Linked DNA regions of Homo sapiens: region 2 is linked to region 1. Evidence: chromatin loops called from intact Hi-C (ENCODE). Cell type or tissue: OCI-LY7. All regions are shown on one strand. Links, peaks and the distances in the headings refer to the core of each region. The heading gives the core; the rest is flanking DNA. Region 1 overlaps MASP2 (MBL associated serine protease 2). Region 2 has its middle 64 kb from the start of UBIAD1.

Evidence for each region. Peaks named below come from ENCODE experiments on the same cell type or tissue, not always from the same donor. Only the 100,000 strongest peaks of a DNase experiment are listed, where the experiment ranks them.
Region 2: a loop joins it to region 1, with 9 times the contacts of the local background. A loop is called at or near these places in 5 of 110 quality-filtered maps.

The regions. Positions count from the first base shown.
Region 1 is chr1:11,034,245-11,042,244 of GRCh38, reverse strand. MASP2 (MBL associated serine protease 2) reads left to right here. Exons shown (of 11, transcript NM_006610.4): 7 at 4,434-4,552; 8 at 7,339-7,417. Among named protein-coding and RNA genes, the nearest start is that of MASP2, 9.0 kb to the left of the region's middle. In OCI-LY7, for the core only: a CTCF peak has its summit at 4,464 (motif pointing left); a DNase peak (open chromatin) is centred at 4,444.
Region 2 is chr1:11,329,300-11,345,995 of GRCh38, reverse strand. No RefSeq gene overlaps it. Among named protein-coding and RNA genes, the nearest start is that of UBIAD1, 64 kb to the right of the region's middle. RefSeq lists enhancers at 1,891-2,391, 11,654-12,156, 13,649-14,626, 14,627-15,604. In OCI-LY7, for the core only: CTCF peaks have their summits at 8,103 and 8,302 (motif pointing left); a DNase peak (open chromatin) is centred at 8,295.

The sequences.
Region 1 (8,000 bases), core at 1-8,000:
TCCTTCTATCCACCCATCCTTCTACATATCCTTCTATCCATCCATCCATACACCCATCGTCCTGTCTGTCCATCCATCCATCCATCCTTCCATCCATGTATCCATGCATCCATCCATTCCTTCCAGCTATCCATATAGCCACCCACCCATCCTTCTACCTACCAATCTTATCCATCCACCCATCCACTCATCCTGCCAGCCATCCATCTATCCAACCACCCATTGTTCTACCTACTTATCCATCCATGCACCCATCCATCCATTCATCCATCCACCCATTCTTCCACCTATCCATCCACTTATACTTCTACCTACCCATCCTTCCATCCATCCATCCATCCTTCTATCCAACCACCCATCCACCCATCCTTCCACCCACCCATCCTTCTATCAACCCATCCTTCTACTCATCTACCCATCCACCCATCCTTCTACCTACACATACTTCTATCCATCCATCCATCCATCCACCCATTCTTCCATCCATCCACCCACCCACCCATTCTTCACCCATCCATCCATCCATCCATTCACCCATCCATCCACTCACCCATACTTCCAGCCATCCATCTATCCATTCACTCATCCTTCTACCTACCCATCATTCCATCCATCCATCCATCCATCCATCCATCCATCCATCCACCATCCATCCACCCACCCACCCACTTATTCTTCTGTCTACTCATCCTTCTATTCATCTGTCCATCCACCCATTTGTCTATCTACACATCCTTCTATCTATCCACCCATCCACCCATCCTTCCAGCTGTCCATCTATGCACCCACCCATCCTTCTACCTACCAATCCATCCATCCATCCATCCATCCATCCATCCACTCATCCATCCATCCATCCATCCATCCATCTGCCAATTCTTCCAGACACCTATCTATCCATCCATCATCCTTCTACCTACCCATCCTTCCATTTATCCATCCATCCATCCTTCTATCCATCTACTCACCCATCCATCCTTCCATCCACTCATCCTTCTATCCACCCATCCTATTCATCTACCCATCTACCCTTCCTTCTACCAACACATCCTTCCATCCATCCATCCAATTCATCTACCCATCTACCCTTCCTTCTACCAACACATCCTTCCATCCATCCATCCATCCATCCATCCATCTATCCATCCTTCTATCCATCCACCTACCCACCCATCCTTCCACCCACCCATCCTTATATTCATCTACCCATCCACATATTCATCTACCCATCCACCCATCCTTCTGCCTACACATTCTTCTATCTATCCATCCATCCATCCATCCATCTTTCCAGCTATCTATCTACCCACCCATCCTTCTACTTACCAATCCTATCCATGCACCCATTCTTCTACCTACCTACCCATCCATCCATCCATCCATCCACCCACCCATTCTCCCAGTCATCCATCTGTCCACTCATTCTTCTACCTACCCATCTTTCTATCCATCCATCCATCCTTTATCCACCCACCCACCCATTCTTCTATTAATCTACCCATCCACCCAGTCTTCTACCTACACATCCATCCATCCATCCATCCATCTTTCCAGCTGTCCATCTATCCACCCACCCATTATTTTACCTACCAATCCTATCCATCCATCCATATACCCATCCATCCATCCTTTCAGCCATCCCTCTTTCCATTCACCCATTATTCTACCTACCAATCCTATCCATCCATCCACCCACCCATCCATTCATCCATCTACCCATTCTTTCAGCCATTCACCCACCCACCCTATCCATCCATCCGTTTTTTTTTTTTTTTTTTTAGACAAAGACTTGCTCTGTTGCCAGGCTGGAGTGCAGTGGCACAATCTCAGCTCACTGCAACCTCTGCCTCCTGGAACAAGCAAGTCTCCTGCCTCAGCCTCTAGAATAGCTGAGATTACAGGCATGCGCCACCATGCCCAGCTAATTTTTATATTTTTAGTAGAGGCAGAGTTTCACCATGTTGGACAGAATGGTCTTGATCTCTTGACCTCGTGATCCATCCGCCTTGGCCTCCCGAAGTGCTGGGATTACAGGCGTGAGCCACCGCGCCCAGCCCCATCCATCCATCCTTCTGTACATCTACCCACCCACCTACCCATCCTTCCATCCACCCATCCTTCTAGCCATCCATTCCTCTATTCATCCAACCATCCACCCATCCTTCTACCTACACATCCTTCTATGTATCCATCCATCCTTCCAACTGTCCATCTACCCACCCACCCATTCTTCTGCCTACCAATCCTATCCCTCATTCATCCACCCACCCATCCATTTACCCATCCGCCCATTCTTACAGCCATTCACCCACCCACCCATCCTATCCATCTATCCATCCATCTATCCATCCATCCATCCATCCATCCATCCATCCATCCTTCTATCCACCTACCTACCCACCCACCCATCCTTGCATCCACCCATCCTTCTATCTATCCATTCTTCTATTCATCCAACCATCCACCCGACCTTCTACCCACACATCCTTCTATCTATCCATCCATCCATCCTTCCAGCTATCCATCTATCCACCCACCCATCCTTCTACCTACCAATCCTATTCTTCCATCCATCCATGCATCCATTCATCCATCCACCCATCCACCTATATATCCACCCATATATCCATCCATCCATCCATCCATCATCCATCCATCCTTCCAGCCATCCATCTATCCATCCACCCATCCTTCTACCTACAGATCCCACCCATCCATCCATTCATCCATTCATTCTTTCATCCATCCTTCCAGCCATTCATCTGTCCATCCACCCATTCTTCTACCTTACTTATCTTTCTATCCAGCCAGCCATCTATCCATACACCCATCCTTCTGCCTACCAGTCCTTCTATCCACCAATCTATCCATCCATCCATCCATCCATCCATCCATCCATCCATCCATCCATCCACCATCCTTCCATCCACCCATCATTCCATCCTATGGATGTCTACTAGGGATATGTAACGTGGAAGCCACAGTTCTCACAGCCTCTGCTCAGTCCAGTAAGGGAACAGTCACAGAAACATAACCAGAGCCCTGTGGCAAGCACAGCCTAGAGCCAAGCACTGGGCAATGTGAGAGTCCAAAGGAGGACCTCACCAGACAGGGGCTAGGAGCTAGGAAGCTATCCTTGAATAGGAAATGCTGAGATTGAATTTAAAGGATAAGTGGGTGTTGGACAGAGTTCTAGGTGGCAGAAGAGTTCTAGGTGGCAGAAGAGTATGTGCAAAAGCCCAGAGGCTTCACTCTTCAGGGTGTGGAGCTGTGGAAGTTGAAGTGTGGGTATGAGTTGGGGCAGGGGAAAAAGGAGTTCTGACCATGGAGTGTTGCACCAGAGCCACAGCTTCAGCAGTTTGCAGCCAGGATCTACACACTCTGCCTCTCAGGACCACCCCCACTGGCCCTGGCTCTGCCCTCTGAGGCCCTGCCAGAACTTCCACCACCTCTTCGTCGTGACAGACACTCAAGTGCTAGAAGCCCTGGGCCTCCACAGGTCCACCAAGGCTGTCCCTGGAGATTGATTCCTCAAGGGGAGACTTTGGGACCTGCATGGGACTGAGAGCTTCCCCAGGCCACAGGCTGGGTCAGGGGCACCCAGGTGCACCCAGCTGCCCCAGCAGCTTGGCAGGGATCACTGGATGCTAGCAGGTGCTGGAGGGAGGAGAGGACTCCGAAACTGACCAGTGGGTTTTTAGGGGCAGCTGGGGAGCACTGAAGCCTTGGGGTGAGTGGAGGCCAGGGTTTGGGGGCCAGAGTGGAATGCAGCTCATGAGGGGAAGCCTGAGGCTCCCCAAATCAGCCTGGATCTTTAGTTTCAAGTCTGTCAGCCGGTTTTTCTCCCCATGCCATAACAGCTGTCCTATGGGGCTGCTGTGAGGGTTGATTACAGCTCCGCCAAGAACTAGCCTAGGTGCTTTGTATTTGATCTTCACAACAGCCCTGGGGCAACTATTATCGTCAACCGCCCCCCATCTTGCAGATGAAGAAACTGAGACTCAGAGAGGTTACACATAACCATGGGGAAATGGAGAGCTAGGATTTAAACACAGCTCCAGTCCCATGCAAGTCCCAAAGCCTCCCCTGAGCTCTTTTCCTCGGAGTTACACTCTCTCTTGGTTTTGAGCCATGGCTCTGAAGTTCCTGGCATGGAGCAGATGTTCTATTTGTGGGGACTGCACCATCTTCCCACATAACCCAGCTTTCTCACATACCTTTTGCTCAGTCCCAGGGAAAACAAGAAACCTTAATTTGCAAAAGCACCTGAGAGTTTAATCTTGCCTTTGGTTTTAAAGAACCCTACCCCACGTATGGTGAGCTCTCTTTACATGTTAAGTATTCTTTATAAACTAAGAACTTCAGATGGCTCGATTCAGTCTTGGCTGCTGTAGACCACATGAAAACCAACAAGCCTGGTTTCCTCTGCGCAGCGCAGCCTTGCCCTTATCCGATGGCGCCACCTAATGGCCACGTTTCACCTGTGCAAGCCAAATACATCCTGAAAGACAGCTTCTCCATCTTTTGCGAGACTGGCTATGAGCTTCTGCAAGTGAGTTAAAACAAAGTACACCACGATCAATGACGATTGCTTTGAAATGTAAACATATTTCTATCTGCAGATATGTGAAAGGAAAGTGAGAAAATCGTGTGTCAGCATGATTTCTTTTGTCTATCTTTAAATGATAAAAAGCCAAGAAATAAGTTTTCAGAGGACAAAAAGGATGGCTATGGAAAATGTGATTCTGAATCCCGCCCTTTTTTCTTTCTTTCTTTATACTTAACTTTAAATTTACATAAGCGAGCCCTTTGTTTTAAAGCTAGTTTGGAAAGCTGGTGATTAAAATGGGCAACTTGGCCAGGCGCGGTGGCTCACACCTGTATTCCCAGCACTTTGGGAGGCAGAGGCAGGCAGATCACTTGAGGCCAGGAGTTCAAGACCAGCCTGGCCAACGTGGTGAAACCCCGTCTCCACTAAAAATACAAAAATTAGATGAGGTAGTAGCCCCGTCTCCACTAAAAATACAAAAATTATTAGGTGGCGGGCGCCTGTAATCCCAGCTACTCGGGTGGCTGAGGCAGGAGAATCACTTGAGCCTGGGAGGCGCAGGTTGCGGTGAGCCGAAATCACACCACTGCACTCCAGCCTGGGTGACAGAGCAAGACTCTGTCTCAAAAAAATATATAAAATAAAATAAAACGGGCAACTTTTCTGTTGGTCACACACGACAGCAGCTCTTTGTGAAGTGGCTGGAATGACAGAAAGATGAGTTTGCTATCCTGTTCCATGTGCCCAGTCTTGCATCAAATTAAAGTTCTCCCCCTGGTCAAATGACCTTTCCATGAAACAACTCCTGGGCCCACAAAAAAGTAGACAGCCCCGGGAAAGAGTATATTCTGCAAAGTTATAAATAGTGGTCACTGTTAAGGGAGGAGTATAATTTTAAAAAATGCTTAGCGTGTTGCTTTAGGGGCACAGGTAAGAAATTAACACGTCCTCTTTATGTTCTTCAAAATTGTCATGGAATCCCAGTGGTAAAAAGTAATAACATTGGAACGATAGCTAGGTATGCAATCCACAGTCCTGTGGCGGGTCAAAAAAAAAAAAAAAAAAAGAGAGACACTTTTCCCACCTTGCAAACTTCTTGTGCAGGCTCTTTTCCACAGCTCCTCGGACCACAGACTTCTTTAGTTTCTTTTTTTTTTGTTTTTTTTTTTTTTTTTTTTTTTTTTTGAGACGGAGTCTCGCTCTGTCGCCCAGGCCGGACTGCGGACTGCAGTGGCGCAATCTCGGCTCACTGCAAGCTCCGCTTCCCGGGTTCACGCCATTCTCCTGCCTCAGCCTCCCGAGTAGCTGGGACTACAGGCGCCCGCCACCGCGCCCGGCTAATTTTTTGTATTTTTAGTAGAGACGGGGTTTCACCTTGTTAGCCAGGATGGTCTCGATCTCCTGACCTCATGATCCACCCGCCTCGGCCTCCCAAAGTGCTGGGATTACAGGCGTGAGCCACCGCGCCCGGCGACTTCTTTAGTTTCTGACTTAACACAAGAAGACCTGAAATCCTTTGCGGCACAGGGTTTCTGCCAAAGCCATCTTCTTTTATTTTAATGTTTGATTTTAGAAAAACATTATCTTAGCAAGTCGAAAAATGTTTCCCTGTGAATGACGCTGGCGGTGAAAGCTGATGGACAGCACACAGACGAAGCTCACAAAAGAACTCTTAGTAGCCCTCCTCCAGCTAATGGCCACCAGCTAGACAGATACACAGACACACTTGCAAGTCTGATCACACCTGCTTTCTCAAACTTGTCACCACAGTCCTCTGGCTTTTTTTTTTTTTTTTTTTTTTGGACAGGGTCTCACTTTGTCACCCAGGCTGGAGTGCAGTGGCACGATCACAGCTCACCACAGCCTTGACCTCTCAGGCTCAAGCAATCCTCTCACCCCAGCCTCCCAAGTAGCTGGGACTACAGGCAAGCGCCAACACGCCCGGCTAACTTTTGTCTTTTTTGTAGAGGTGGGGGTCTCACTATGTTGCCCAGGCTGGTCTTGAACTTCTGAGCTCAAGCAATCCTCCCACCTCGGCCTCCCAATGTGCTGGGATTACAGGTGTGAACCACTGCGCCTGGTCCTCTGTCACTTTATATAAAGAAATGGTGGAACATCAGATGCAGAAATGTTGAGATATGATGATGATGATGATGATGATGATGATTTGAGACAGGGTCTCACTCTATCACCTAGGCTGGAGTGCAGTGTTGCAATATCGGCTCACTGCAACCCCCGCCTCACAGGTTCAAGCAATTCTCCTGCCTCAACCTCCTGAGGAGCTGGGATTACAGGTGCACGCCACCATGCCAGGCTAATTTTTTGTATTTTTTTAGTAGAGACAGGGTTTCACCATGCTGGCCAGGCTGGTCTTGAACTCCTCACCTCAAGTGATCCACCCGCCTTGGTCTCCAGGAGTGTCGGGATTACAGGCATGAGCCACCGCACCTGGCTGAGATCTGATATGTTTTTGTATTAGGGTGAAAAGCAAAAAAAAAATTATAAATTGCTGCAAAGGTTCCATCTGATTCATAAAATGCCAATACCTGTTGAGTGATGAAATACGTAACCTAGGTGGCATAGACGTGCACCGAGGCGGTGGGGCAGTGCGTCCATGTGCCAGGCATCCCCCCAACCCCAGCACACGCAGATACTAGTCATGTGTGCTGCCACCCCCTTCAGGAGCACCTCGTAAAACACTAGAATAGGAACTGCTGTGAGAGCACAGCTTTGGGGAGTGATTTTATGATATAAACAAGGAAATTAATATATTCTGAATTCTTCTTTAGGGTCACTTGCCCCTGAAATCCTTTACTGCAGTTTGTCAGAAAGATGGATCTTGGGACCGGCCAATGCCCGCGTGCAGCAGTACGGTCGTGTGGTGACTACAGGCCCCATAACCGCCCGGAACTCCCTCTGCTGCTACTGTTGCTGCTTCTATTGCTTCTCTGGTTTTCTGTTTACTTTCTTTTTTCTTTCCCTTTTTTTTTTTTTTCTGAGACAGGGTCTTGCTCTGTTGCCCAGACTGGAGTGCAGCGGTGTGATCTCGGCTCACTGCAATTTCTATCTTTCCAGGCTTAAGCAATCCTCCTGCCTCAGCCTCCTGAGTAGCTGGGACCACAGGCACCTGACACCACGCCTGGCTAATTTTTGTATTATTTGTAGAGACAGAGTTTTGCCATGTTGCCCAGGCTGGTCTCGAACTCCTGACCTCAAGTGATCCACCGGTCTCAGCCTCCCAAAGTGCTAAGATTACAGGCGTGAGCCACTGTGCCCGGATCCTTGGTTTTTTTTTTTTAATGATCCATTTATCAGCCCTTGAATTTCAAATTTGCTTCTTTTTACTCATCTCTCAGTGCATTCTTAGAGGTTAAAACAGAACCAACCTACTAGGGAAGGTATGTGCTTTAGAAAAATATGTTCTTTGACAAGGTTTTTTTTTTTTTTTTTT
Region 2 (16,696 bases), core at 3,776-11,775, 300 kb before region 1:
AGGGAGTCCTGACACTGCAAGGACTGGTCCACTTCTCATCCTCCCACCCCTTCCCCAGCCCCGGTGTTTCATCAAGCACTCCTAGTCAAAGATAAAGAATCCTTCCCGGCCAAGCGCAGTGGCTCACGCCTGTCATCCTAACATTTTGGGAGCCCAAGGTGGGTGGATCACTTGAGGTCAGGAGTTCGAGACCAGACTGACCAACATGGCGAAAGCTTGTCTCCACTAATAGTACAAAAATGAGCCAGTTGTGGGGGTGCATGCTGTAATCCCAGCTACTTGGGAGGATGAGGCATGAGAATCGCTTGAACCCGGGAGGCAGAGGTTGCAAGATCGTGCCCCTGTGCTCCAGCCTGGGTGACAGAGTGAGACTCTGTCTCAAAAAGAAAGAAAAAAAAATACTCCTTCCCTCCCTGTGTGTCTCCGAGTCCCCTGCTCCCCTGCCCACCACCTTTGAAGGGGAGCTCGGCTGGGGTTGTGGACTCAGGATCTCATGCATGGGAAACAGTCCTGTTCCTCAGTCCCTCTTCCTGGACAGAAGGCAGGAAGATCTGACCTCTTCCCATCATGGGATTCCCCGGGGTGGTGTGAGGGGTCAGGGAGTAGATGAGTCAGGAGGACACAGTGTGGCCCCGCAGGTCCTGTGAGGCTGGTCCCAGCTTACCCTCCAAGCCCCCACCTCCTTCCCCGTGGCCTCCCATTCCAGGCTGCACCCCCATTTTGCTCTCTCTCTCCTCTAGGCCTTTGTTCTTGCTGTTTATGCTATTTCCTTCACTTGAAACACTTTTCCCTTCCCCGCTGTTACCTGGCTGGTGCCCTCGGGGTTGGGGAAGCTGCCAGCTCCCCTAGGGCATCTTCCCCAACCGTTAAGCTGAGTTGGGCCCCTGCCTCTGGGCTTCAGGGACCTGGACCCCCCAGTTCTGGCACTTCTTCCACTGCACTGTAACCATCTTTGTGCTAGTGCTCCCTCCACCTCCCCAACCTGCCCACCACACATTGGATTGTAAACTATGTGACCTTGGCAGGCTTTGGCCCCCGAGGGGTTTGAATCCAAGCTCTGCCTCTTACTAGCTGTGTGAACTTCGGTGAATTACTTAACCTCTCTGTGCCTGGATCTCCTCTTCTGTACAGTCAGAATGACAAAAATAGAACGGACCTCATAGGGCTGTTGTGAGCGTTTAATGTATTCAGCCAGTGAAAGTGCTCGGCCCAGTGCTTCTCAGAGCTCGGGAAGTGGTCAGTCCCTCATCCCTCCTCTGCCATTCCAACATCCCCAAAGCTCTGAGACCAAAAAGCTTTTCAAAACTCATTTGGCAGCAAAACCTAAACTGAACTGACCTTAGAGATACTTAACAGTCTGTATCCCACTATTCACATGTATTTCGCTACAGAAATATGAATATGTTGGAGTCGTCTGTAATATAGGGAACATTACATTAATAAAATCTGAAAACAATTTTGAAATCTGAAATGCACGTGGCCCCAACAGCTTCTTTGCGGAACTGTGGCCGACAGCACTCTCATGATTTTCATGAAGGATAGCATGTTAATATCAACTGCCTGAGAGCCAGGACCGTGCGTGTCTTATTCAGCACTGGGCCTGGCACAGAGCAGTTCTCCATAAACTGGGTGACAGTTGGGACAGTGACTGGAGCTAGCCCTGCTTCCCTGACTTTCTAGGAGGCTGTGCCCTGCCACCCATCTCCTCGGAGCCCCAAGCCCAGGCCCAACCTACTCACTTCCCCCAGGTCACCCCTTGCTGTTGGTGGCAGAAGCGGGGTTGAAACCTTCCCCTCACCTGCCTCCCTGAGGACTACCTGGGTTTGCGCAGGGAGGGGATCACTCATTCCAAATCTCAGCTGAGGAGCAGGAAGCTGCCTGGGGAGCTGCCACCACATCCCTGCTTTCCAGGCCCCAGGACAGGCCCACTCTTCCAGGAAGGCATGAGGCTGCTCTCAGACCTTCCCTGCCCTCTCCCCACAATGGCACATTAGGAGGAGGCTGGACGGGAAGGACTCGCCAGCTGAAATTAAACTAAGCACCAATCTGGCCAGGTGCAGTGGCTTACACCTGTAATCCCAGCACTTTGGGAGGCTGAGGCGGGCGGATTGCTTGAGGCCAGGAGTTCGAGACCAACCTGGCAACATGGTGAAGCCCTGTCTCTACTAAAAAAAAAAAAAAAAAAAACAAGCCAGGCCTGGTGTCAGGCACCTGCAATCCCAGCTACTCAGGAAGCTGAGGCATGAGAATTGCTTGAACCTGGGAGGTGGAGGTTGCAGTGAGCCAAGATCATGCCGCTGCACTCCAGCCTGGGCAACAGAGCAAGACACTGTCTCAAAAAGCAAACAAACTAAGCACCGATCTGTGCTGGGCCCCAGTGTGTATTGATAGGTATAGATATGCACAGGTATGGATTAGCTATATATCTAGACATGGAGGATACAAGCAGCTACAAACACCTTCACCTGCTTAATCGTCACATCAAACACGTGGGTGGGTGCCATTAATGTTCAGTGGGTTCTAATGAATAAACCCACCACCTCCTCCACCAAGTTCAGATCCAATCAAGAGAGAGACACTGAAATCCCATGGATAAAGGTCCAAATGGCAGTTTGAACATCTACCAAAAGCTGAATGGCAGAATGTGACAGGGTGGGGAAGTCTGAGAGCATTACGCCCCTGCTCATGGAAACACGAAGCCCATTTTGTAGATGAGGAAACGGAGGCAAGTCAATGAGGAACAGGAATTTGAACCCAGGTTATCCTGTCTCCAGGTATCAATGTAAATCTGTATCTAGCCTACCCCTAGATCATCTACATGCCTCGGGATCTCCAGGATCCAAGGCACAATGATTCTGATAGCAAAAGAAGCCAAGAGGAGTGGAGCCTGCAGCAGAGCCCTGGGGTCTAGGCAAAGGCTGGTCCATGATTTCCCTCCTGGCTCCTCCCCTCCTGCTCCTCTCCCCACCTCCCCTCTTCTCCCCTGTCCTTATCCTTCCCTGTCAGATCACTATCATTCATTTCCCTCTGGTTACCAAGCTTGGCGAGGCAGCTTTCCTGGTTCCATGTCTGATCTGCATGCCTGAGCCAAGAAAAGGACTTGCTTTCAGGAGCCACTTCCTCCTCCAGCTCATTAAACAGCTGGTCCCCTTGTCTGGGTTCAACAGTCAAAAGCCTAATCCATGTCTGGCAGCTGGAACAAATCCTACCAGGGACTCAAACAGCCCCACCTGTGGGGAGAGTAGGAGACCCAGCCGCTCGCTGGAAAGCCAATTTCGAGACAGCGCTCTCTGAGGCTGCACTAATTTTGTCTCATGTTCCAGAGCTGCAGTCACTTTATAAATCCGGCAGAGAATGCTGCCAAGGGTTCAAGAACAGGGTTCCAAGACCCGAGATTAGGCCAATGCTGTTCCCTATCCCCCAGGAAAGGCCCCCCAGGACAGCTTGCCCCTGCAGCAAAAATGGCCAATGCTTCCTTTTATAAATCAACCCCATATGGGCTTTCCAGGATTCTGAGGTTGCATCTGGGCTCAGCACGAAGGAGTCCTGTGATTGATTAGGGATGTCTGCCACAGCTGCGGCCTGGGACCTGGTGTGCAGAGGCCATGTGTTCACTTTTTCAGTACTCATGATTGCTCTGGCAATGGCCCTATGATTGTGTCACTCTGGGACTGGGGTGTGTGTGTGTATGTGTGTGTCATCTTGAAATATATACGTTTACAAAGCTGCTTATAAAGCAGTGGTCAACTACAGCCCTTCCTCCACACCATATGGCCCATACGCCTCCAGCAAGCACAGAACCTCCTGGAGTTTCATTGCAACATTTACAAAATGAAGATGAAGCTGCCAGGTTGGGACAAGTTTGCATGCATGAAACTCCTCTCCACTTATGGCAATAAAGGATTTTGTAAGTTATAAAGTCATGGCTGCATGCCATGGATCAGAAACAGAGCAGAACAGCCAGCGGTAAACAGGAGATGGAGCCTCGGGCTTGCTGTTCTCTAGGTCCTGAACAGGTAGGAGTGGCAGGAGATCCAGTTCACCCAGGATGCTGGAACCAAAGGGCCTCCCAGGGCAGGTGAACTCCACTAGCAAAATTCTGCAAGAGCGCCGCGTGGGCCAATAGATAAGCCTTTACAATGAACTATGTGTTTCCTCTTCAATGGCTTCTCCGCCCACTCTCCCCACCTGGGCTCCAATCCAACCACACTCACCTGCCTCAGGGCCTTTGCAATCACTGTTCCCACTGCCTGCATGCTCCACCCTTATATCCCCTATCAGCTCACTCCTTCACTTCATGAAAGTTTCTGCTGAAATATTATCAGAGCAGCCTGTCTGGACACCTTATATAAAATAGCCTCTTCTATCTCTCACTTTTTTTTAAAAAGAGATGGAGTCTCACTCTAAGTTGCCCAGGCTGGGGTGCAATGGTGCAATCACGGCTCACTGCAACCTTGACTTGCTGGACTCACGCAATCCCCCTGTCTCAGCCTCCCAAGTAGCTGGGACTACAGCCACACACCACCATGCCCAGCTAAGTTTTTAATTTTTTGTAGAGACAGGATCTCACTATGTTACCCAGGCTGGTCTTAAACTCATGGCCTCAAGCGATCCTCCTGCCTTGGACTCCCAAAGCACTGGCGTGAGCCACTGCACCAGCCATCACTCTTTATGCCCCTTATTCGGCTTTATTTTCTCATAGCACATCTATTTGTTTCTTGTTTGCCTCTCTCCCTTCCCTCTAATTAGAATGTTAGTTCTGCAAGGATAGGAATTGTGTCTGCTATGTGAACTGCTACATCCCCAGAGCCTGGGATGCGGTCTGGCACATGATTGGGGCTCTCCAGGTGTGTGTTGAATGATTAAGTGAGGGTTAGGATTTTATGAATTAAGATACTGAGGTTTAGAAAGGCTGAGTATCTTGCCCGATAATAATAACTGCTTTTTTTTTTTTTTTTTGAGACAGAGTCTTACTCTGTCACCTAGGCTGGAGAGCAATGATGTGATGATGGCTCACTGCAACCTCCACCTCCCGGATTCAAGAGATTCTCCTGCCTCAGCCTCCCGAGTAGCTGGGATTACAGGCATGCGCCAACATACCCAGCTAATGTATTTTTAGTAGACGGGGTTTCTCCATGTTGGCCAAGCTGGTCTTGAACTCCTGACCTCAGATGATCCACCCAACTTGGCCTCCCAAAGTGCTGGGATTACAGGCATGAGCCACCATGCCTGGCCTATAACTGTGCTTTATTAAAAGTTCTCTGTGCCAAGCACTGTGCAGAGCCCTTTGCATACACTGCCCTTTAAGCTTCATGGTAAGTCTACGAAGTGGGACTATCCCCATTTTACAGATAGAGACCAGCCAGGTTGAGTCACTTGCTCAGGATCACACAGCAGGTCAGGAGGGGAGCTGCATGTTCCCCAAGCCCCCACTGGTAACTTCTTTGCTCTCCTGGCCCCCGGGCTCCCCTCAAACAAAGCAAAGGCTTCTGTGTCGAGTGGATCATATGTTTCATTCCCCTGTCTCCAGGCAGCACTATAAATCATCAGACAGAATCCATCCAGATTTTACCAACTCCTTGCCAAGGGGTTTCACCATTTCCCATCCCAGTGTTTCCTCTTTCCAAAGTTAAGCCTCATCACTGCAAATTCTTCTTTTCAGTCTAACCCGAATCCCACTTGCTTCACATTCAACCTATTTCTTCTTGTCCCACCTTCCAGGGAGCTGGAGAAAATCGGCAGGAGACACAGGCACTGCAACCAAAATGCTCCATTTAGCTGGGAGAGAAGCCACAGGCTCCACGCCCCAGCGATTCACCAGAAAGCCGAAAGCCCCAGCTCCCAAGGCCAGCCCTGTCAGCACCTGGCCCCGTGTTCCTTTCCCAGGGCCCTGCCTTGCCACGGTGATTTATGGGCCCTGTCAATCTGCAGGCTGAGCCACGGAGACAGCTGGGAGTAGCAAGGATCAGCAGCGGCCACGCGGGCCAAGGGGGGTGGGGTGGCTCAGGCTGAGCCTGGGGGGAGGGGGAGGGGAGCAAGAGACCCAGACACTCCAGACCACAGTGTGACAGAGATGGGGATGGAGACCCCAGCACGCCGGGTCAGAGCAGCCGCCAGCCTGAACCAGGGCAAGAAGCTGCGGAACAAAGACTCCAACCAGAAAAGCATGAAGAAGGAGCAGAACGGGAGACAGCCTGAGAGCCGCTGGAGCCGCTTCTCCTAGGGAGTTTCAGATTCTCTTTATTCTGAAGACAAAAGCAAAATGAAGATGACAGACGGTGAGAGATGTTTAGCGGGTTTGTTTTTCTGCAGACGTTCTGGAGGACCTGGATGAAATCGCCAATTAGCCCTCCTCCCCGCAAGCAAGCTCCCAAGTCCACAACCCTGGTGGGAACTAAGTTCCCCACCCAGCCCCAGCTGGAGGCAACTCTCACTCTGTCTCTCTCACCCCCGGTTTATGTGTCTTTGTCCCTGCAGCTGCACGTCTGACTCCTTCTTCTTTCTTTCTTGGTCTCCCTTACCTTAGATTTTTCTTCCTTGGTATTTTCTGGTCTCCTGCCTCCCTCTCTGACCCATCTCACTCCGAGGAGCCACTGGAGCAGGCTCTCTGGCCCTTGGACCCATCTGTCTCCTGCCTCTGGCATTTCTTGCGCCCCTCCCGGTGTGTCCTCCCGTCTCACCCCCACGCTGTCTCATTGTTCATTGGCGATTGACCTTAGTTTCTTTTTTTTTTTTTTTTGAGACAGTCTCTCCCTCTCACCCAGGCTGGAGTGTAGTGGCTCAGTCTCGGCTCACTGCAACCTCCACCTCTCAGGTTCAAGTGATTCTCCTGCCTCAGCCTCCTGAGTAGCTGGGATTACAGGTGTCCACCACCACACCTGGCTAATTTTTGCATTGTTAGTAGAGACGGGTTTCACCGTGTTGGCCAGGCTGGTCTTGAACTCCTGACCTCAGGTGATCCTCCTGCCTCAGCCTCCCTAAGTGCTGGGATTACAGGCATGAGCCACTGCACCCGGCCATTGACCTTAGTTTTTGATGTCCATCCGCTGCAGGTGTCCCTCCCGTGGCCCTGGGCAGTGCGTCCAGGTGGCCTGTGGAGCAGGAGAGTGGAGTCCCCAGCCAGAATTTGCTGTGCAGAGAGGGAGACCCTGCATTGCTCTCAGCTGCGGGCAGCTTGGCATAAGGAAAAGGCAGTGCCCATAGTTAGGGGAACAGAAGAGGCAGCCAGCAGCAACTTTCATCCAGAGTGGATCTGAAATTCCAGGCCAGGCCTGAGGAATGCTCAGCTGCTTTTGTGTGCATACACACACACACGGAGACACACACATACACGCACGCATACCCACACGGGGACACACACACATACACACACAGACACATATGGGGACACACACAGGGACACACACATACACGGGGACACACAAGGGGACACACATACACACAAGGACATACACACAGGGACACAAAGCACAACAGCCACACACTGGGCAGCCTCAGATGGCCTCACAACCAGACTCCCAAATTCACATCTCTCCACAGTCATCCAGGAACCACAGTCCTTCCAACTCCCAACCCCAAACCACACTGCCCGGAGACATTCCCCTGCCCCACAGGGCACCAGGAGCCCTGAGGCTAGAAAGGGGCTCTGGGCATGTGCACTGCGTAAGGGAGAAGGATAATTTGTCTCAACTTAAATCCAGCCCTCGCTATGGGGACACCAGCCTCTCCCTGGCGACCGTGAAAGGGAGGACGAGGAGGAGGAAGAGGAGAAGGGGGAGGTGAAAGAGGGGGAGAGGGAGGAGGAGGAGGGGAGAAGGAGGAGAAGGGGGGGGAGAAGAGGAGAAGGGGGAGGAGGAGGAGGTGGGGGAGGAGGAGGAGGTAGGGGAGGAGGAGGGGAGGGGAAGGAGGGGGAGGAGAGGGAGGAGGGGGAGGAGAGGGAGGAGGAGGAGGAGGTGAAAGAGGGGGAGGAGGGGGGAAGGAGCACAGCTTTCGACCCAGGCTCTTCAGGTGAAGGAAGGAAAGAAAGACTGGTTCCCAGCGCGCCCTAGGAGAGAGGCCAGGAATACAAGGCCACGAAAGCCCATCTGTTTCCAGGCTTCTGTGATTTGTTTTCCCTTTTCTTTGAATACCCCTTGATTTATGAGACTAGGGGTGAAGATCTCTTCTCATTTAACTTACTTTGAAGCTGATTCAAGTTGTTCCAATAATAAATCAGTCTAAATAAAAAGCACCTGCTTGCATGGGGGCTGAAGGGAAGCCGCTGCCTGAACACGTCCGGCCGGGGGGAGGTGCGCCCCCTGGGGGCCTGAGAGGAGATGAGAGTGCCTGCCCCTGGAACCCAGGCAGGAGGCGCATCGTCCCTGAGCACTGTATGTATATATACTACATATGCAGTGTATGCACCACATATGCGCCACACGTGCACTATATATACACGCTATATATGCCATATGTGCCCTACATGTCCACCACATGTACGATATAGGTACTATACATGCACTATATATATGCATTACATATGTACTATATATGCAGTTTACTCACTACATGTAAACTACATATGCACTATGTATATATAGTATATATACTATATATACATATGCACTATATATACACTATATGTGCACTACATGTACACCACATAGACCATATATATGTGTAATGTAATGCACGTGTAATGTAATGTGGCGTAGTGTAATGTAGTGTACATGTAATGCACATATAGTGTATATATGTGAATATAAAGTGCATATAGATTGCCTATGTAGTGAATATATAGTGCACATATAGTGTATGTGTAAATGCACGTATAGTTATATATAGTGCATGTATATGCACTGCATAGATACTCTATATGCACTATATATTCACTACATATTCATATGCTACATAGGCACTATATGTCCACTACATGTACACCACATATATGATAGATGTGTAATGTAATTCACACGTGTAATGTAGTGCACGTGTGTATATGTTTCGTGTACATATGTTTCATGTACACTATGTGCACTATGTACCATATATGCACACTATATGTGCACCACATATGTACTATATATGCGCTGTATATTCACTACACGTACACTACATATGCACGATATATACACTACAGCACGTGCACTATATATACGCTACGTATACACCATATATGCACTAGATGTCCACTGTAAATGCACTATATGTGCACTGTATACACTGCATATACAGTATGCGCTACATATATACTATAGGCACATTGTATTCCCACCGCACCGCAATGAGACAGGCATCATTATTATCTAGTTAGAGGCATGACCCAGGAAAACCCCACCAACCCTACCTGCACCACCCCTCAGGCCCCTGCCACAGGCTTCCTTGGGGCCTGCTGTTTTGTTGTTGGGTTTTTGCTTTGTTTTGTTTTGTTTTGAGATATGGTATCACTCTGCTGCCTCGGCTGAAGTACAGTGGCATGATCATAGCTCACTATGGCCTTGAACTCCTGGGCTCAAGTGATCCTCCCACCTCAGCCTCCCGAGTAGCTGGGGCTATAGGCACCTGGCTACTTTTTGTAGAAACGGGGTGTTTCACCAAGTTTCCCAGGCTGGTCTCAAACTCCTGGCCTTAAGTGATCCTCCTTGGCCTCCTGAAGCGCTAGGATTACAGGCGTGAGCCATTGCGCCTGGCCAGGGGCCCACTCTGGTGCTGGCTAGGACAGCTCTAGCCATGCCTGCTTTGCTGGGGAAGGGCAGGAACCGGATAATTTCTTCTTTCCCACCCAGGCCCTGCGCTTCAATCTTTGAGTTTCTTGCTTTGTTCGGGAGATTTCCTTTCATTTTGAATAAACAATCACTTAACGGCCTGTGGCTGCACCTCCTCCTGCTTCAATGGGAGGTGATCACAGTGTCCAACCTGACAGACTGTTCCAGACCCAGCTTCCCTGCCTGTGCCCCTCAACCAGACTCTGGCACCAAGAAATGACCACACAGGGTCTCCCAGTTTGATATGGGGTAACTTGAGCCCCAGGAACTCAGGCAGGAGCCACCCAGACCTATAGCCTAATCACAGCTCCACCAGGGTTTAGCTCTGTGACCTTAGGCAAGTGGCTTGACAACTCTGAACCTCCATTTCCTCTGCTGAGCACAGAAATAGTGACAGGTCCCACCTTGTGAGGCCATGAAGATCCTGCTTAGCCCAGTGCTTGATACGGGGTTATTGCTTAGGAAATGGTGGGGTAGGGTTATGGGAGCCGGGGTGAATGAGCCCCGAGAAGAAACCTCAACCCACAGGAGAGCTACAAATGATGCCTGAGGCCACACAGGGACACCCCGAGACATACCCCACCCCTCCACAACCCAGCAGAGGGAGGTGACAGAGAGGTGGCTAGAAGGAGATGGGGAACTGAGACTTCTCACAAGTACATGTGGGAGTCCCCGGCACCACCAAGTGCCACCACCCCAAGAAGTGAGATACACGGAGTGTGATGTTTCTCTGGCACAAGCCGTCCTCACAGCCCAGGAGGTGTGGCCCAGTTAGGAACTTGCTAATGACCTTCTCTGTCAGCTCAGGACTGAATGAGCAGGCTCCAGGCCTCCAGGCTAATGCCAAGCCCGACCCTGAGTTCTTAGGGGCCACACTGGAGAGTGGGAGGTCACGGCACATGCGGGTCCTGTCTGGGTTTTAGGGACAGGGCCGGGCTGTGTTCAGAGCTGTGAGTATGAGGGGACTGGGGCTTCTGGAGAGCGCCTGAAGAATTTACAAAGACCCTTGGTCATGGAAGTATAACGTGTCCGGGGCCAGAGGACTCAGGACAGAGGATCAGGGCCCAAAGAAGGGATAGGGCTAGGCGGCAGTGAGGCCTAGTGAGAGGCAGGGCTGGGTGAGAAGATAGAGACCAAGCTGGGGCTGTGGCCCGGTGAGGCGGGGAGGGGGCTGGTGGGGGATGGAGGCTTGGAGAGGGGCTCCAGATAGACAGTGGAGACAGGAACCAGGATGGCCACAGACCTGGGCCACTAGGGGCCCTGCTGGGGCATCTTGGTTGGGGGGAGCACGCCAGAGCCTGGGGGGACAGTGGGACCTGCCCGCAGCATCCTCACCGGGCAGCCATCAGGAGCTACTGTGCTGGGGACAGAGGTGTCTCGGGGGGTGTGGCATGTTGCTTCCCCTGAAAATGAGAGTGACTGGGCTCTTTTCTCGCTGGGAGAGAAAGCGGCTCCGCTCTCCTTCTGTCCACAGTTCTGCCAGCTCCTCAATGCCCCCTGCCTGCCCCAGGACAAGGGCAAAGCCAGGTATCTGGTGGGACCAGATTGGGCCTTCCTGCCCACGCCCCGGTCTGCCACCAAGCAGCCTACACCATCTCTGTTCTCTCTCTGCTTCTCCTCCTCCTCCTCCCTCCCATACTCACCTTCACTCCTGTTTCCCAATAACCACCCTCGGAGAAAGGAGTCAGAGGAGTTTGGACAAAGTTCATCCTCCCCAGCCCCAGGGTGCAGACACTTCCCTCTCAGCCACGGCCTCTGTTTGGGGCTGGCCCAGACAAGGGGAGGGGTAAGGGGGACATCCCTCTGGCTGCCTGTAGGGTCCACCCAGCCGGGGAAGAAGCCTCCACGCACGGAGGAGTTGTCCACAGGGAGGGCTGCAGAGCAGACAGAGACCCATTTACAAACCAGGCCAAATTTTTTTTTTTTTTTTTTTTTTTGAGACAGAGTTTCACTCTGTCGCCCAGGCTAGAATGCAGTGGCGCGATCTCGGCTCACTGCAAGCTCCGCCTCCAGGGTTCACACCGTTCTCCTGCCTCAGCCTCCCAAGTAGCTGGGACTACAGACGCCCGCCACCATGCCCGGCTAATTTTTTGTATTTTTTTTTTAGTAGAGGCGGGGTTTCACCGTGTTCACCAGGATGGTCTCGATCTCCTGACCTGGTGATCCGCCCGCCTCGGCCTCCCAAAGTGCTGGGATTACAGGCGTGAGCCACCGTGCCTGGCCTAATTTTCTTTAAAAGTGGCATTCTTGTCTTCTAGAAAATACGATGCCATTTTCCTGGCTTGGTGAGGGGTGAGGGGCATTATCCCATCTCCGCTGCCTCTGCCTCCCTCCCCTTCCCCTCCTGGCAGTGCTACTGCTGTTATTAATAGGAAGCAGCTTCCCGGGGCAGCCACCCAGTACAGGTCATCCATCTCCCTCAGAGCGGCCGTCACCCCCCACGGCTCAGCACCCGAGGAGTGGCACTCAGGCTGGGAGCTCTGACCTCATCCCCACTTCCCTCCCTGCCCCCCTCCTCACCTTCTAGTGTTGGCATAGCAAGGTCCTGGGGCAGGAAGGAGCTAAGCTGCCCAGCAGGGATGCCCCAAGCAAGCCTCCCTCCAACATGAAATGTTCATGCATTCATGCATTCAGCAAACATTTATTGAACACCTATTATGAGGCGCACACTGTTCAGGGCCCCAGAGTCAGAGCAATGACCAGACACAGTCCCTGCCCTCATGGAGCTAACTGACATTCCAGTGGGGGAGACAGATATGAAAAGAATAAACTATAAATAAATGACAAAATCTTAGATTTTAGACTCACAATGTCAAATGCAATGAAGCAATAAAACAGGAAAAGGAGATAGGATGTGCTGGGTTCGGGGGTGGTCAGGAGAAGGCTCTGCACAGAGGTGACATCTGTGCTGAGACCTGAATGATAAGAAGCAGTCAGCCCTTAGATCTGAGACGAGAGCATGCCAGGCAGAGAGAATGGAAGGGCAAAGGTGTGGAGAGAGACCGAGTTCTGGCGGTACAGGGGCAGAAAGGGTCAGTGTGGTAGGGCAGTGGAGGAGATCTTGGGGTGAGAAGAGGCTGGAAAAAGAAGAGAAGGTTAGGTCAGGCATGGGACACAAAGAGAAGCTTGGATTTTTTGTCTTTTTTTTTCCAAGATGGAGTCTCGCTCTGTCACCCAGGCTGGAGTGCAGTGGCACAATCTCGGCTCACTGCAACCTCTACCTCCTGGGTTCAAGTGATTCTCCTGCCTCAGCCTCCCGTGTAGCTGGGATTACAGACGCGCACCACCACACCCTGCTAATTCTTTGTATTTTTAGTAGAGACGGGGTTTCACCATGTTGGCCAGGCTGGTCTCGAACTCCTGACCTCAAATGATCCCCCGCCTCGGCCTCCCAAAGTGCTGGGATTACAGGTGTGAGCCACTGAGCCCAGGCTTTTTTTTTTTTTTTTTTTTTTTTTTTGACACAGGCAGGGTCTCACTCTGTCACCCAGGCTGGAGTCCAATGGCCTGATCATGGCTCACTGCAGCCTTGGCCTACTGGGCTCAAGGGATCCTCTTATGTCCACCTCCCTACTAGCTGGGACTATAGGCACGTGCCACCATGCTCAGCTAATCTTTGTATTTTTTGTAGAGACAGGGTTTCGCCATGTTGCCCAGACCGGTCTTCAACTCCTGGGCTTAAGCAATCCACACACATTGGCCTCCCAAAGTGCTGGGATTACAGGCATGAGCCACCGTGCCCAGCCTGGATTATTTTGTAAGTAGAATAGGAAGCTATTCAAAGTTTTAAGCCAGCAACAACATAATCTGGTTTGTTCTTTTATTTTTATTGTTTTGAGACAGGGTCTCGCTCTATTGCCCAGGCTGGAGTGCAGTAGCGTGATCACAGCTCGCTGCAGCCTCCACCTCTTCGTCTCAAATCATCCTCCCACCTCAGCCTACCAAGTAGCTGGGACTACACAAGTGCACTACCAAGCCCAGATAATTTTTTTTCTTTTTTTTTAGAAACAGGGTCTTGCTGTTTTGCCCAGGCTTGTCTTGAAACTCCTGGCCTCAAGCAGTCCTCCTGACTCAGCCTCCTAAAGTGTTGGGATCACAGGCGTGAGCCACCACGTCCAGCCTAGTTTGTTCTTTTAAAAACCACTCTGGCTGCTGGGTGGAAAATAGATGGTAGGAGTTGAGTGGGAGGGAGAGGATCCTTCGGTCATGCAGCTGTGAGGCGAGGGGAATGGAGCGGTAGGTAGTGGTGGGGATGAAGTCATCGGACTTAGGGTCTATTCCGCAGGCCAAGCTGACAGTGCCGGCAGATGAGCTGTGCCTCTCCCGCTTCCCCGTTTCCAAACAGGGGTGAGGAATGTGGTCTTTATTCCCATATCCTCTACATCCATCTAGGGGTGTGTGCTCTGCTGTCCCTCTGCCTCCCCAGCCTGAGGCTCACTGTTACTCCCAGCCAGAGCATGCAGCCATGGCTGGGGTTCCCTGCAGGGAAGGAAAGAGAGTTCAGGCCAGGAAGGGTGTCCGATGGCCAGCCTCCAGTTTAGGGGAGAATCCGGCTCTGCTCCCAGCACCACTGGGAAGCTCGATTCATTGTGCAGAGGTGAATGTAAAGGCACTGGGGTTTCAGTTATTCTTGGCTTCTGTGCTGGGCCTGAAACTCAAACTCCTCCCAGCAGCTCCTGTCATCACAGGGGAGCAGGTTCCCTCAGCAACATGGGTGTGGATTCCAGCTCTACAGACACAAGCTGGGTGATCCTGAGAAAATGACTCTGAGCCTAGTCACTTGATTAAGTCCCTCATTTATTTAAAAAGAAAAAATGTAGTGAGCCAGGCCTTCTACAAGTGCTCGGGATGCTGCAGAGAACAAAAGGAATTTACAGTCTAAGTGGGAAGACAGACAACAAGTAAACAAGCAAAAGCATATCATGATTTGTCATCAGGGCTAGGAAGCGGAGAACAGGGCGAATGAATGGAAGGTAGTCATTGAGGAGAGACTATGTAGTCTGGGTGGGTGAGAGGATTAAATGAGATAATACGTGTAAAGCCCTCGACACAGAGCCTGGCACAGGGGAAGTACCAGTGCCTGCCAGCGGCTCGGGGAAGCAGGGAGAGGGGAGGGCATCAACTGGCTTCCAGCTCCAAGCCCGGAGCTGAACGGAGGAGGGGCTGGGGCAGCCAGAGCCAGCTATTTCCCCTGCCAAAGGTCAGAATCAGGACTGCAACCTCTCTCTCTCTTTTTTTTTTTTTAGTTTATTTGAGATGTAGTCTGTCACCCAGGCTGGAGGGCAGTGGCGTGACCCCGGCTCACTACAATCTCTGCCTCCCGGGTTCAAGGGATTCTCCTGCCTCAGCCTCCCAAGGAGCTGGGATTACAGGTGCCCGCCACCACGCCTGGCTAATTTTTTTTTTCTTTTTTGTATTTTTTTAGAGACGGGGTTTCATCATGTTGGCCAGGCTGGTCTCGAACTCCTGACCTCAAGTGATCTGCCTGCCCCGGCCTCCCAAAGTGCTGGGATTACCCCGTGCCTGGCCAGGACTGCAGCCTCTTGGTGAGAGGTGGGAATAGCCCAATTCCTGACTTCAGGTCTGGTGCTCACTCTACTTCCTGGAGTGGGAGGAGAGGAGACTCACCAGACCCTCCTCCAATGAACTGGCTGGCCCAGATGGTGACACCAGGGACAGGGGATCCTCACAGAGCTGCTCATGCCAACCCACCTTCCTAGGCTCCAGGTAGAATTTGCAAAACCTCTGCTGCCAGTGGTCAGTCAGGGCTGGAAACCCCTCTATGACCCTTCCTGGGGACGGCTGAAGACACTGGCCCCTCCAGGTTTGGGATCCAGCCCCACCCCTGGCCGCCCCTGCCCCAGCCTCCCTTCTGCTGTAGTCACAGAGATGATTTCTAACACTCTCTGTGGGGAGAAGTTCAGTGGAGCTCCGAAGCTGGGCCGGGTGGCTGTCCTGACTTTCTCTTAGGCCAGAGGGAGGAGCTAGCGGTTGCGGGGAAGTTCAGAGTTGGCGTAAGAGGGGGCAGCTGAATGTCAGTCTGACATGGTCCTTCTCTGAGGAATGCCCCTGCCTATGGCCCAGGGAGCAGACAGCAGAGATGGGTTTATGCTCCCTTAAGAAGTCCCATCCCAGCCGGGCATGGTGGCTCACGCCTGTAATCCCAGCACTTTGGGAGGCCGAGGTGGGTGGATCACAATGTCAGAAGATCAAGACCATCCTGGCTAACACGGTAAAACCCCGTCTCTACTAAAAATACAAAAATTAGCCTGGCATGGCGGCGGGCACCTGTAGTCCCAGCTGCTGGGGAGGCTGAGGCAAGAGAATGGTGTGAACCCAGGAGGCAGAGTTTGCAGTGAGCCGAGATGGCATCACTGCACTCCAGCCTGGGCAACAGAGCGAGATTCCTTCTCAAAAAAAAAAAAAAAAAGAAGTCCTGTCCCACACCCCAGGGACACCCAGTCCCCAGCCCCAGTGCCCTCTTCCACCTCTCCCATTATTTCCCCTGCGCCCCTCCCGTCTTTCTCCTGGGCCAGGAGAGAGGCACATGGGCCCCTTGAAAGCCATTCCAAAGCCACAAACCCTTTCATTCCCAGATGTCCAGGGGGAACCTCCTGGGTTTTTTTCCAGGCATCTCCATTTCCTAGGGTCTCAATTGCCTTTTTTAAAAATTTATATTTATATTTTTTAGAGCAGCTCTAGGTTTTCTAGTTCTAGGAAAAAGAAAAGAGTTTCCATACGCTCCCTTTCCCCCGAACACAGCTTCCTCAGTTATTGTCTCACATTAGCGTGGTCCTTGGCCTTTTCCAGTTCCCAGTTGTTGGCGCCAGTGTCTGGCTCTGGTTCAGTCTCCCACTTCCTGCTACCAAATCTGGTGCTTGCCACATCACTGATGAACCAGGTAATCAACCTGTGCACCAATGCCCCAGGTAAGTAATGAATCAGGTAACTGA